Regions from separate parts of the Homo sapiens genome. Here region 1 is linked to region 2. A link is an interaction called in ENCODE POLR2A ChIA-PET data of the cell type or tissue named here. Cell type or tissue: Panc1. All regions are shown on one strand. Each heading gives the region's core, and the rest is flanking DNA. Links, peaks and the distances in the headings are about the cores only.

Region 1 (7,550 bases), core at 2,206-6,205, 140 kb after region 2:
AACCCGGGAGGCGGAGGTTGCAGTGAGCGGAGATCGCGCCACTGCACTCCAGCCTGGTGACAGAGCAAGATTCTGTCTCAAAAAAAAAAAAAAAAAAAAAAAAGTCTTGAACTCCTGGGCGTGATCCTCCCACCTTGGCCTCCCAAAGTGCAGGGATTACAGGTGCGAACCATCATGCCCAGCCTGAATAACCTTTAGATGTGACCACCGTTATCCTGTTAAAATCTCGATTCCTTTTGGAATTAGAACATAAGCATTGTTTTCAGTCTCCAGAGTTCTACTGTGTCATATACTCTACATGTTCCATACTATTCACTGAAATCACCTGGATTTTCCCCTAGTTAGTAAGTATGTAGATCACTTTTTTCCATCCATATCAGCATGTCATGCTGATAACACTATCAATATAGTGTCATTTTAAAACAGAGGAGTGGGGGTGCAGTGTTTCATCATGACTGTAATCCCAGGAATTTGGGAGGCCAAGGTAGGAGGATAACTGGAGGCCAGGAATTCAAGGCCAGCCTGGGCAACAATGCAGGACCCCATCTTGACAAAACATAAAAAAAAAAAAATAAACATACAGAGAACTGGTGTGTTTTATGAGAAAAGAGAGGTGATTGAAGATTCAGGCTATACATTCAGACAGAGCTGGGTTCCAATTTCTGCTCTACCTTTTACTTTATGACCTTGAGCAAGTTGCTTAATCGGTCTAAACCTCAATTTCCTCATCTACAAAATGGTATGACAGTTGTATCGTCTGCATAGCTTTGTTGTGAGAAATAAGATGATGCATGCATGTTTACACCATTTTATAAGTTATTACACAATATAGAGACCTTTCACTTGCATATTTTAATAACTTAAGTTAGATTTTCATAAGCTTATTCTTTGAAAGTTACCTGGTTAGATGTGTAAGTTGCCCAGGTTTACCAGCCCAGGAACCTACTTCATTAATCAAGAGCCTTCATCCTTGACAGTATTCAGATTAAATAGAAGATATCTATTATATTTTGGTATTATAAGAGTATTCCTTATCAGAAATGTTTGAGACTACAGGTGTTTTGCATTTTGGATTTCTTTCAGATTTTGGAATATTTGCATTATATATTTGCTGGTTGAACATCCATATCTGAAATCTGACATGCTCCATTGAGCATTTCCTTTGAGCACCATGTTGATTTACAGGAATCATTTATAGGAATTGATAATTTCTTTCTCTCCAAGAGATGGCAGCATTTCAGTTTGAAAAACCTGACATTTGTTGTGTTTCATAATTGATTCATCAATTTTTCTAAAGCTAGGGCAAATCCATGTTTTTTATTTTATTTTATTTTTTTAGGAGCAGAGGTTTAATAGGCAGAAGAAAGGGAAAGGAAAACAGCTCTCTCTCGTGAGAAAGAGGGGACTTGCGAGAGGAAAGGCCGGCCAGCAGCAGCGGATGCCCCAGATTTTATAGTTGGGTGTGAGGAGGTGGTGTCTGATTTACATAGGGCTCACAGATTGATTTGATCAGGTGTGATGTTTACATAGTGAGTGGGGAAGGCTGGTTGCCCCACCCTAATCTTATTATGCAAATGCATTCTCCCCTTAGCTGGCGCCATCTTGTCTGCTCCTTACTGTATATGTGGCTGGCAGAGAAGGGAAGGTGGAGGCTTCATTTTGAACATGATTAGTTCCAGGTAGTTCTTTCCTGCTGGCATTCACCTGTGCAAGCGCTCAGCTTGCTTATCTATTTCAGCAGCTCAACTTTACAGGCTGCTCTTTGTTAGAAAATGATTTGGGGCTGCTTTTCATTAAAAAGGAAAACCTTACTGAGGACTTCCATACCCTCCCTATCTGCCTAAGTAATTTCTTAACTCCTGTATCATTCACTCCTCTGGAATGGTAATGCTAACTGCTGTTAGGGGGTGTTGGACAACTCTTTCTGGCTCCTTCCTGCTGAAAAGGGGCATTGTGTGTGGAACAGCAGCTAGGGCTCCTCCTGGGGTCAATCTAAGGGTCTTCAGATGAAAGGTGTGTCCATGTGTGGTTCGGTGTACAGCACCATTTGGAGTTTGATTGCTGTCGGAGCCATTCCGATGGGTTGTAACACTGGTTTGCCTCCACCAGATGTTGCATGTTGTAACAATGAATGTTGTACCTTGGTATCCCAGACGAGGTCCCCAGTATGAAGTGGCTGTGTTGTCTGGGGTAAATACTTGAGATTCGTCGTCTCACGCCAAGAAAATTTAGGACATGGACACGTACGAGGAGTTTAGGAGTGGAGGTTTCATAGGCAAAAGAAAGAGAAGGAAAGAGAAAGGAAAACAGTTTGCTCTCTAGTGAGAGAGAGGGGACTTCCAAGAGGAAAAGGCCCTCCGTGGGTTTTGAAAATAAACTTTATTTGGAATGATTTTAGACTTAGAAGAAAGTTACAAAGATAGTACGGAGAGTTCCTGTGTATCCTTGATCCAGTTGCCCCTAATGTTAGCATCTTACATAACTATGGTACATTTGTCAAAACTGAGAGATGAACATTAGTACATTACTGTTAAGTAAACTCCAAACTTCATTTGGATTTCATTCGTTTTCCCACTAATGTCGTTTTTCAGTTCCCAGATCCAATCTAGGATACCACATTGCATTTAATCATAAGATTTGTAGATGGTTGGTCAATAGACTCCCAAGGAGAATTTACTTTCCTTTCTTCACCTCCACTTCCTCCTTTTTATCTTAACTTTGGATCTGAATCTCAAGAATTTCAGCAGCTCGTTTCTCTGGCAAAAGATAAATGGACCTTTCTGGATCCTTTAACAACTATTTTGGTATTGATAGCTTAGAATTTCAGGAGCATGCTTTTTTTGAACACTCAACTGTATATTTGATTTTAATAATGAATGGGTACTGATTCTTCTGCCTCTCTCTGAAGCTTGCTCTTTATAATTACCAGAGCCTGCTTCACTGACTACATGTTCCTAAACTGCCTTCCAAAGAAAAATAGTTCCCTTTCTTTTTGTTTCCCCTTTCCTTTTTCATTCCTTTCCCTCCTCTCCTTCCCCTTTCCTTTACCCTTCCTTTCATCTCTCCGCATCCCCCACCCCCAACCCCCACCAAGAACAACTTGGGATGTGATTTAAATAAGCGTGGCTTGATATAAGATCATTTTACCTTGCAGAATAAATTATCTTGTTGGAGGTGTGGTACCAGATTACTTACAGTTTTTACTTTGCCCTAGGGAAAATCTGATGTAAAAGCCTCTAATGAAACATATGTAATCTGTATTATAATTTTACAAATCACTTTTCATGTACATTGTGGTCTTTTGAGTTTCAAAGGGTATATGGATTAGTTTTCAAAATTGAATTATAGTGAGAAAATTGAGGAAAAAAAGATAAAGTTACTTGATTAGGTAGCAACAGAGCTAGGATTGGGACCTCTGTGTTCTGATTCTTTCTCTGATGTCTTTTGGTCTCCCCTTAGAGGTCATTTCTTTTTTTTATTATTATTATTTTTATTTTGAGACCGAGTCTCACTCTGTCACCCAGGCTGGAGGGCAGTGGCGTGATCTCGGCTCACTGCAACCTCTGCCTCCTGGGTTCAAGCTATTCTCCTGCCTCACCCTCCCGAGTAGCTGGGATTACAAGTGCCCGCCACCATGCCCGGCTATTTTTTTTTTTTTTTTTTTTTTTTTTGTATTTTTAGTAGAGACAGGGTTTCACCATGTTGGCCAGGCTGGCCTAGACCTCCTGACCTCACGTGATCTGCCTGCCTTGGCCTCCCAAAGTGCTGGGATTACAGGCATGAGCCACCGCACCTGGCCAGAGGTCATTTCTGTAGGTGTATTGCATTTATTTGGAACTAATATATAAAACCAACCCCACATTCAGTGCTGTTAACCCTTTACCCAGAAATCAGTTGAGTTGACAGTAAACCCTTTCTGGTTAAGGATAGGGCTAATTATAAAATACATTGGGCCTTTACAATGCTTTTGTTTATATTAAAAACAAGCCAGAGAGATGTTTTTGGCACAGTGTACACTGTGCTTACCCATTCAGGCTGGTTTCACAAGTTGAAGGAAGAAAATTATCATGAAAAGGACAAGAGAAACTTAGTGTTTAGGCTGCGCGGTGGTTCATATCTGTACTCCAGCACTTTGGGAGGCCGCGGTGGGTGGATCATTTGAGCCCAGGAGTTCAAGACTAGCCTGGGCAACAGGCGAAACCCTGTCTGTACAAAAAATTAGCCATTTGTGGTGGTGCGTGCCTGTGGTCCCAGCTACTGAAGAAGCTGAGGCAAGAGGATCAATTGCTTGAGCCCAGGAAGTTGAGGCTGCAGTGAGCCAAGATTGCACCACTGCTCTCCAGCCTGGGTGACAGAGCAAGATCCTATCTCAAAAAACAAAAAAGAAAAGAAACATGTTTAGAAATAACATTATATGTAAGAAGCAGGAGAGGAAACAATTCCATTGGATGCTGTAGGACAGGGTAGGGCTCAAGAACCAGAAAGCAAGAGAGGTAATCAAACCAAGTTAGGGAACACAGAGACATCTGTCTTCTCTTTCGTATCTTTTTAGGCTGTATCAGGACAGACTCGTGGGCGCATATTAGTAGGGGCCCAGAGGAGTCTTACTTTTGGGGAATGTTATCAGGAAATAGCTTGAAACTTTAATACCAACTGATCATGAAGATAAAATACTTTCAAGACCCCCCCCCTTTTTTTTTTTTGAGACGGAGTCTTGCTCTGTCGCCCAGGTTGGAGTGCAGTGGCGCGATCTCAGCTCACTGCAAGCTCCGCCTCCCGGGTTCATGCCATTCTTCTGCCTCAGCCTCCCGAGTAGCTGGGACTACAGGCACCCGCCACCACGCCTGGCTCATTTTTTGTATTTTTAGTAGAGACAGGGTTTCACCATATTAGCCAGGATGGTCTCAATCTCCTGACCTCGTGATCCACCCGCCTCGGCCTCCCGAAGTGCTGGGAATACAGGCGTGAGCCACCGTGCCTGGCCGAGACGCCATTTTTATGTACCCTAGTGCTATCTTGCATAGAAAAGATCTTGTTTCTCTTTTTCTCTGACTTCCAGTGTTGGGCAGTACCATCTTTCTGCTCTTATGATAACTGAAAAATACATAACTATTTTAATTGTTGTTTTAAAGAAACAAGCAATTCTTTTTATTTTTAATGTACACATGTGTCTCACACAAAAGGCCACATAAGACTTGAATTTGCCAGTAGTAGGGCATGCCCACTCTTGGCATGTGTGCTAGCTAATGTTACACTTGTCTAGATGTTAGTGTCTTTCTTAAAACATTGTAATTATTCACTTTTTTTTTTCAGACGGAGTCTGGCACTGTTGCCCAGGCTGGAGTGCAGGGGCACAATTTCGGCTCACTGCAACCTCCGCCTCCCAGATTCAAGCCATTCTCCTGCCACAGCCTCCCTGGTAGCTGGGATTACAAGCATGCACCACCATGCCTGGCTAATTTTTCTATTTTAATTGAGATGGGATTTCACCATGTTGGCCAGGCTGGTCTCGAACTCCTGACCTCAGGTGATCCGCCCACCTCAGCCTCCCAGCATGCTGAGATTACAGACGTGAACCACCACCTTAGATGGCTTTTGTATCTTAAAGACAGGGCCAGTTATTAGAGATACAAATCTGTGTAAGACATGGTTCTCATTCTCACAGAACTCCTAGCTCTAATGGATTCAAAGTGAATAATTACAATGTTGGCTGGGCGCAGTGGCTCACACCTGTAATCCCAGCACGTTGGGAGGCCAAGGCAGGCGGATCACCTGAAATCAGGAGTTCTAGACCAGCCTGGCCAACATGGTGAAACTTCGTCTCTACTAAAAATACAAAAATTAGTCAGGCGTGGTGGCACACACCTGTAGTCCCAGCTACTCGGATGGCTGAGGCAGGAGAATAGCTTGAACCTGGGAGGCGGAGGCTGCATTGAGCCAAAATCATGCCACTGCACTCCAGCCTGGGTGACAGAGCAAGATTCCATCTCAGGAAAGAAAGAAAAAAAAGCCATTTGAATACATGAATTGAATTATGGGAACAATCAAATCAGTTAAGATATAGTGTCTGTTTTCTTTGGAAATACTCTTCACACAAATTAGAACTTACTTTATGTATGTTTCCCTCATGAAACTGTAAACTCACTGAAGGTGGGGCCTTCAGTCACTACTGTATCCCCAGCAACAAACAGAGAGTATCTGGCATACAGTAGGCCCTCATATTTCTTGAATGAATGCAAGGAAAGAGAGGTTGGGACAAGGAGCTAAGGAAGAACTGAATAAGGCATGGATGTGAGGTAAGTATATGTGCTGACCAACTAGTACATGAACTCTAGAGCATCCAAGCAAGTGAGAGTAAAGTGAGTAAATGACACTGTGTGCCTTAACTTACTTGTTTTTATGACTTCCCCTGAAATCTCTACTTTTCAAAGAGTTTTAGCATCGTAAACAATTGACTGTATATTAATATAAAGAGCAATGTGAAAAGTTTATTATCATATAACATTAAAGAAGGAAATACTGGAGAGTTCAGGGCTCTCTCATATCCTTTTTTCTTTTTCTGTAAAATATTGATCACAACTTGAATTTATTTGTTTGTTGTCATTGATTTGATCTCTGTTGTCCCACTGGACTGAAAGCTTTATGTGAGCAGAGATCATAGGTGTATCTAGTACCTAGCACAGGACCTAACACAATAGTATTATGTTGGTGCAAAAATAATTGCAGCTTTTGCCATTAAAAGCAATGACAAAAGCCTCAATTACTTTTGTGCCAACCTATAGTTGTTTAGTAAATACTTGTTAGGTGAGTGAATAGAGAAGATCTCTCTCCACACCCTGATTCCCAATCCTTATATTGGTAGTGATGCTGGAAAGTAACCCAGGCAGCAGAACTTGAGTAGCACCTGCTTCTGGGGACACCCTTCACCTACTTTTAATCATGCATTCTAAGAATGAAACTGGTGAGTGTTCTGAACAGCCTTTGGTTCTAATTGGTAGGCCATGTGGTTTTACAATTTGGATGCCACTAAATGATTTTTCAGGCATATAGGATAAATATAATGTAAAATACACCAGTAAAATAGGTATAATTCACTGTTGCAAAGATGGGTATTCTAATTATCTGCATGCTGAGCTTCACTTAAGGCTAGCACCCAACCTGTTCCTTCTCTGACCTTCCTGGTAAAACACATTCCCTAGTTTGAAGCTAAAAGTATTGGTGTCTGTTGCTGAATTAAGTTGCATTTGCTTATTTTTTCTGGGACTGGTGCCTGAAAATTAGAGAAAAAATATACCAATTATTAGCAGATCAAGCTTTAGGAATTTATAGGAGGCTATGAACTTAGAGTAAGGAAATACCATCCGAAACTACTTTTAACAGTTAATATTGGCTGGGTACAGTGGCTCACACCTGTAATCCCAGCACTTTGGGAGGCCGAAGTGGGAGGATTAACTGAGCCCAGGAGTTCGATACCAGTCTGGGCAACAGTGAGACCTCATCTCTACAAAAAAATTTAAAAATTAGCTGGGTGTGGTGGTACAAGTCTATAA
Region 2 (7,550 bases), core at 2,416-6,415:
GAGGAATAACAATGAAAGAGAACAGAATGGTATTCAAAGTAAATTATAAGAACATAGTACTCTGGACTTTCTAACTCTCTCTAATCTGGTATCCAGTCCCCAATTCTACCAAAACAGTTTTCATTGTGATCACAGCTGGCTTACATGTTGCTGAACATGTTGAGTTTCCCTTAGTTTAGTAAAATGATAACTCTTCTAGTTACTCAGGAAAGAATCTTGGAGTCATCTTCTCTTTCTCACTTTATAGAATCCAGTTCATCAGCAAATACTGTTAGCTCTGTCTTCAAGATATATCCATAATCTGATCACTTCTTAATCATCTCCACCATAATCACCCTCTTCCAAGCCATCTCTATTAGTTTAGTTTCCTGTGACTGCTGTAAGAAATTACTACATACTTGGTGCCTTACAACAACAGATATTCATTCTCTTATAGTTCTGGAGGTCATACATTTGAATCAGTCTTACTGAGCCAAATTCAGGATGTCAGAAGGGCTGTATTCCTTCCAGAGGCTTTAGGGGAGAGTCTGGTCTTTACCTCTTCCACCTTCTGGTGGCTACTGGCTTTCCTTGGCTTGTGGCAGCGTCACTTCAATCTTCAAGGTCAGCATCTTTAAATCTCTCTGCACATCTCTTTCTCCTGCACTGTTTTTGTCATATCTCTGCCTCCCTCTTCTCTTGTAAGGACATATGATTGGACTTAGAGCCCACCTGGATAATTCTTTTTTTTTTTGAGATGGGAGTCTCGCTCTGTCACCCAGGCTGGAGTGTAGTGGCACCATCTCGGCTCACTGCAACCTCTGCCTCCCAGGTTTAAGTGATTCTCCTGCCTCAGCCTCCCGAGTAGCTGGGATTACAGGAGGCCACCATCATACCTGGCTAATTTTTATACTTTTTAGTAGAGGCGGGGTTTCACCATCTTGGCCGGGCTGGTCTTGAACTCCTGACCTCGTGATCTACCTGCCTCAGCCTCCCAAAGTGCTGGGATTACAGGCGTGAGCCACCGCGCCCGGCCCCAAAATTCTTAATTTAATCATGCCTGCAAAGACTCCTAGCCCTTTTTGCTGTAAAAGGTAACATTCACAGATTCCCGGTATTAGGCTATGGATATCTTTTGGGCCATTTTTCAGCCTATCATAGTCTCTTCTCTGCTCGTCTGTTCCACAGGCAAAATACACCCATCTCATTCCAACATCCCCAAAAGTCTCAACCCATTGCAACATCAACTCAAGCCCGAGATCTCTTCTGTCACCAACTCTGAAGTTTAAAGTCTCATTATCTAAATCATCTGTTATCTGTTCCCAAAATACACTGGTCAGACATGTATAGTGTAACAGTTATAGATAATTCCGGTTTCAGAAGGGAGAAAATGCAAGGAATAAATGGGTTACTGGTACTAAGTAATTTCAAAATCCAGCAGGGAAAATTTTTATTATGTTTCAAAGCCTGTGAGTAATTTTCTTTTACTCGAGACTCTGCCCTCTGAGTCTCTGGCTCTAGCTTCTGCTTTCATAGTTATCCTTCCTTTTTCTTGAAGAGAAGCATATATTTGCAACTGAGTAGAGTTTTTGCCCACGGTGTTTAAAAATTGTGTTAAAATTTACCATCGTAACCATTTTTAAGTGTACTGTCCAGTGGTGTTAAGTACATTCATATTGTGAAACCATCACCGCCGTTCATCTCCAGAACTCTTTTTATCTTGCAAAACTGAAGCTCTATACCCATTAAACAATGACTCCCTGTTCTCCTCTCCCCAGCCCCTGTGAACCACCATTCCCTTTTCTGTCTCTATGGTTTTGATTACTCTTAAGTACTTCATACAAGTGGAACCATACAATATTTGTCTTTTGTGACTAGCTTATGTCACTTAGTATAATGTCCTCAAGAGTCATCCATGTTGTAGCATGTATCAGAATTTTCTTTCTTTTTACGGCTGAAAGAGTAAAGAGTATTTTTATTAGCCTGATTGCTGCATGTAGAATTTTGGTAGTCCAACATCTTTCAGTCTTCTTCTTCTTTTTTTTTTTTTTTTAAAGACAGAGTCTCGCTCTGTCACCCAGGCTGGAGTGCAGTGACACAATCATGGCTCAATGCAGCCTCCATCTCCTGGGGCTCAAGCAATTCTCCTGCCTCAGCCTCCTGAGTAGCTGGGGCTACAGGCATGCACCACCAGACTTGGCTCATTTTTTGTATTTTTTGTAGGGATGGTCTCATTTTGTTGCCCAGGCTGGTCTTGAACTCCTGGGCTCAAGCTATCCTCCTGCTTTGGCCTCTCAAAGTGCTGGGATTACAGACGTGAGCTACCACATCCAGCCAACAGCCTTCCTTTATTTCATTCTTTATTTGTCCTTTCAGTCCAAGTTGACAGTGTTTCTGCTGATATAACATTGTTAGAAACCTTGTGGGTCTCCTATGTATATTTTGGGGGTTCTTGTCATTAGACAAGAGGGTTCTCTATAGAGCTTTTCTGGATAATCCCATCTCCATTCCTACCTTCTGCTTATGGTTGGCTGAAGGAATTCATGAGTCACACTCCTGATCCCTTCAGCATGACTAAGAGGTTGTCCTGCAACATGCTTGACTTTCTCTCCACAGCATGCTTTTCTTAACAGTGAATTTCCTAATTTTAACATATTTTGTTGGCTGGGTGCAGTGGCTCATACCTGTAATCCCAGCACTTTGGGAAGCCAAGCCAGGTGGATCACCTGAGGTCAGGAGTTCAAAACCACCCTGGCCAATATGGTGAAACCCTGTCTCTACTAAAAATACAAAAAAAAAAAAAAAAAAAAAAGACTGCATGTTGTGGCTCACGCCTGTAATCCCAGCACTTTGGGAGGTTGAGACGGGTGTATCACCTGAGGTCGGGAGTTCGAGACCAGCCTGACCAACATAGAGAAACCCCATCTCTACTAAAAATACAAAATTAGCCAGGCGTGGTAATGCATGCCTGTAATCCCAGCTACTCGGGAGGCTGAGTAGGAGAATCACTTGAACCTAGGAGGTGGAGGTTGTGGTGAGCTGAGATCGCACCATTGCACTCCAGCATGGACAACAAGAGCAAAACTCTGTCTCAAAAAAAAAAAAAAAAAATTAGCTGGGTGTGGTGGTATGCGTCTGTAGTCCCAGCTACTCAGGAGGCTGAGGTGGGAGAATTGCTTGAACCTGGGAGACGGAGGCTGCATTGAGCCAAGATCACGCCACTGCACTCCAGCCTGGGAGACAGTGAGACTCTGTCTCCAAAAATAAATAAATCTTTTGTGATCCAGGTAAGCTGAGAATTTCCCAAATCATCAAGTACTGATTTCTTTTTTTTTTTTTTTTTTTTGAGACGGAGTTTCGCTCTGTTGCCCAGGCTGGAGTGCAGTGGTGTGATCTCGGCTCACTGCAAGCTCCACCTCCCAGGTTTGCACCATTCTTCTGCCTCAGCCTCCTGAATAGCTGGGACTACAGGCTCCTGCCACCACGCCCAGCTAATTTTTTTGTACTTTTAGTAGAGACGGGGTTTCACTGTGTTAGCCAGGATGGTCTCGATCTCCTGACCTCGTGATCCGCCCGTCTCGGCCTCCCAAAGTGCTGGGGTTACAGGTGTGAGCCACCGCACCCGGCCAATTTCTTTTTGTTTAACATTTCTCCTATTAATTTTTCCTCTTATGTTTTACTGCAAATAACAAGAAGAAACCAGGCTGTACCTTCAGTATGTTGCTTGGGAATCTAAATTTCCAAATTCCTTGCTTAAAAATTCTGCTTTCCATACAACTGTTGGACACAATTTAGCTAACCTTTCTGCTACTGTAAAACGAGGATCGTCTTTCTGTTAGTTTCCAATAACGTGTTCCTCATTTCCTTCTGAGTGCTTGTCAAGAGTACCTTTAACATTCATATTTTTACCAACATTCTGTTTATAAAAGTATATGTACTCTATACAACAACACAGATTTTCTCTACTTTAGTTTTCACTTCCTGTGAGCCACCACACTCAGCCCTTAAAGCCTTTCAGTGGATTGAATCAGGCCCATCCAGATTATCTAGGACAGCCTCCTTTATTTAAAGCCAAGTGATTATGAATGTTAGTTACATCTACAAAATACTTTCACAGCAACACTTCAGATTAATGTTTGGTTGAATAATTGGGGACTGTAGCTTAGTCAAGCTGACACATAAAACTGACCATCACACCATCATTATTATTTCTTGCCTGGATTATTGATATATATATATATATTTTTAATTATTATTATTTTTATTTTTATTTTTGAGAAGGAGTCTTGCTGTGTCACCCAGGCTGGAGTGCAGTGGCGCAGTCTTGGCTCACTGAAACCTCTGCCTCCTGAGTTCGAGATTCTCCCACCCCAGCCACCTAAATAGCTGGGATTACAGGCGTGAGCCACCACACCCAGCTAATTTTTGTATTTTTAGTAGAGACTGGTTTCGCTGTGTTAGCCAGGCTGGTCTTGAATTCCTGACCTCAAGTGATCTGCCTGCCTTGGCTTCCCAAAGTGCTGGAATTAAAGGCGTGAGCCACCATGCCCGGCCTGCAATATCTTCTTTTGAAGTGCATTCTCTGCTTCTGCCCTTGATTTCTTATTATCTGTTCTCCAGTTATTAATAGTAGCTAAAGTCTGTTTCAAGATCTGCCACTCCTCCCTTTGCTTACTCTGTGGCAACCCCATTGGTTTCCCTGCTTTTCCTGCATCTGCCAGGTCTTTGTGCTTGCTGTTCCCTCTACCCGAAATACTCTCTCCCTTCGCATGGTTTACTTCCTCACTTTTTTCAGATGTTTGCTCAGATGTCTCCTTATCAGAGAGGTTACCATATATAAAAAAGTGGCCAGGCCTGGTGGCTCATGCCTGTAATCCCAGCACTTTGGGAGGCCGAGGCGAGTGGGTCACGAGGTCAGGAGATTGAGACCACCCTGGCTAACACGGTGAAACCCCATCTCTACTAAAAAAAAAAAAAAAAAAAAATACAAAAAATTAGCCAGGCGTGGTGGCGGGCACCTGTAGTCCCAGCTACTCGGGAGGCTGAGGCAGGAGAATGGCGTGAACCCAGGAGGTGGAGCTTGCAGTGAGCCGAGATTGTGCCAGTGTGCTCCAGCCTGGGCAACAGAGCGAGACTCCGTCTCAAAAAAAAAAAACAAAAAACAACCTTACTCCTCAATCCCTGGCATTCCCTACTCCCCTTATCCTGCTTCACTTTTCTCCAGAAGACTTATTACCACTTGACATTCATCTGTTTGTTGTCCGTCTCTTCCCACTAGATGATCGTCTGTACAAGGGCAGGGACTTTGTCAATTTCTGTATCCTCAACACCAACAGTACTTGGCATGTAGTAGGTGTTAATAAGTACTTTTTGAATAAATGAATGAATGAATGAATTGAATTCTTATTTTACCTCTCAAGTGGCATTTGACATAGTTGATTTTTTGTAGGACATTATTCTCCTAATGGCTAGGCCATTCTTTCTTTCTTTTTTTTTCTTTTTTTTTTTTGAGACAGAGTCTTGCTCTGTCGCCCAGGCTGGAGTGCAGTGGTGAGATCTCGGCTCACTGCAAGCTCCGCCTCCCGGGTTCATGCCATTCTCCTGCCTCAGCCTCCCGAGTAGCTGGGACTACAGGCGCCCGCCACCACGCCTGGCTAATTTTTTGTATTTTTTAGTAGAAACGGGGTTTCACCGTGTTAGCCAGGATGGTCTCGATCTCCTGACCTTGTGATCCACCGGCCTCGGCCTCCCAAAGTGCTGGCATTACAGGCGTGAGCCACCGCGCCTGGCTAGGCCATTCTTTCTACCACACCTGCCATTTTTTGTCTCTTTTGCTAGCTCCTTTTCAATTTGGCCTCCGTTTGTGAGATTTTCTCAAGACTCAGCCTTAAATCCTTTTGTTTTCTCTCTCTGTAGGAGACCTCATCCAGTCCCATAGCTTTAAATAACATTTACATGACAATGATTCCCAAATGTGTATCTTCATCATTTTGCCTGTCTGCCTCCCTGCCCGCCCTCCCTCCCTCCCTCCCTCCCTCCCTCCCTCCCTCCTTCCCTCCTTCCCTCCTTCCCTCCTTCCTTCCTTCCTTCCTTCTCTCGTCTCTCTCTTTCTTTCGTCTTGCTTTTCTTTTCTGGGGTAGAGGCTCACTCTGTTATCCAAGCTGGAGTGCAGTGATGCCAGCTCAGGTCACTGCAACCTATGCCCCTGGAGCTCAAGCAATCCTCCCACCTTGGCCTCCCAAGTAGCTGGGGTTACAGGTGTGCACCACCATGCCCAGATAATTTTTGTATTTTTTTGTAGAATATTTTTTGTTTCACCATGTTGCCCAGGCTGGGCTCGAACTGCTGGGTTTAAGTGATCCGCCTGCTTCAGCCTTCCAAAAGTGCTGGGATTACAGACGTGAGCCACTGTGCTCAGCTACTCCATCTTTTTTGAATGTTAGTCACTTTCTATCTCCATTGGGATGGCTCACAGACATCTCAAATTTACATTCCAAAGTGAACTCTTAATCCTCATTTCCTACTGCTAAAGTTGCTCTGGCTCCAACGTTCCCCATTTCTGTAAATGGCACTTGTGTCTACCTTGTTAACATAAGTCAGAAACCTGAAGGGGAATCTTTGGCATCTCCCTTTTCCTCCTCACGTCCATTCCATTATCCATTTCTGTTGATAATCACTCCATAAATATTACCTCATTTGTCACCTTCTTATCTCTGCCACTAAAACTACTCTAGCTAGTCTAAGCCACCCTATTTCCAGTTAAACCAATTAAATAAATGCTTAATTGGTTTTCTTCCGTCCGTCATTCTCTCTAACTCCCTTCAGTCAATTCTCCACACTGAAGCCAGAGTTTTAAAATGCATATCTAATCATACCATGCTCTTTCCTCTTCCCTCAAGCCTTTTGCTCTCTGTAGGCTCCAAGCAGGTGCCTTAAATGAATGGTATTGGGTATATCATGGGTTTTAATAAAGAGTGGTAGGAACTGTGGCAAATTGAAGAGTACATGCTCTAAGGTATCCACTTGTTAGTTCTAGTATATTGTTGGCATGAAGGAGTGTAGACTTTGAATTGCTGATCTTCTGATTTCTTTTCAAAAAGAAGCCAGAAGTCTGGAATTTTTAAATTGTGAATTTTCTTTATTTTAAAATGTTGATGAACAATTTAAATTTTAAAAATGTGTATACTTAGGGATAAATCTGATAAAAATAATGAAATAATAAACTTAATGAAATAATTAAATGAAAATATTGGCCGGGTGCAGTGGCTCACGCCTGTAATCCCAGCACTTTGGGAGGCCGAGGCGGGCAGATCACTTGAGGTTAGGAGTTCAAGACCAGCCTGGCCCACGTGGCGAAACCCCATCTCTACTAAAAATACAACAATTAGCTGGGCATGGTGGTGGCCATCTGTAATTCCAGCTACTCGGGAGGCTGAGGCAGGAGAATCACTTGAACTGAGGAGACAGAGGTTGCAGTGAGCTGAGATTATGCCATTGTACTCCAGCCTGGGTGACAGAACCCTGTCTCAAAAGAGAAAAAAAAAAAAAAGAAAAGAAAATATAGGACCTTT

Evidence for each region. Peaks named below come from ENCODE experiments on the same cell type or tissue, not always from the same donor. Only the 100,000 strongest peaks of a DNase experiment are listed, where the experiment ranks them.
Region 1: POLR2A ChIA-PET joins it to region 2 with 5 read pairs; 8 of 35 experiments call an interaction of 5 or more read pairs at or near these places.

Annotation. Positions count from the first base shown.
Region 1 is chr22:40,473,297-40,480,846 of GRCh38, reverse strand. The region is part of intron 3 of MRTFA (myocardin related transcription factor A); the gene reads left to right. Among named protein-coding and RNA genes, the nearest start is that of MRTFA-AS1, 45 kb to the left of the region's middle. In Panc1, for the core only: no CTCF peak of the experiment used is centred there; no DNase peak of the experiment used is centred there; H3K27ac peaks cover 1,051 bases.
Region 2 is chr22:40,615,665-40,623,214 of GRCh38, reverse strand. All of the region lies in intron 1 of MRTFA (myocardin related transcription factor A), which reads left to right. Among named protein-coding and RNA genes, the nearest start is that of MRTFA, 17 kb to the left of the region's middle. RefSeq lists a silencer at 1,096-1,390. In Panc1, for the core only: no CTCF peak of the experiment used is centred there; no DNase peak of the experiment used is centred there.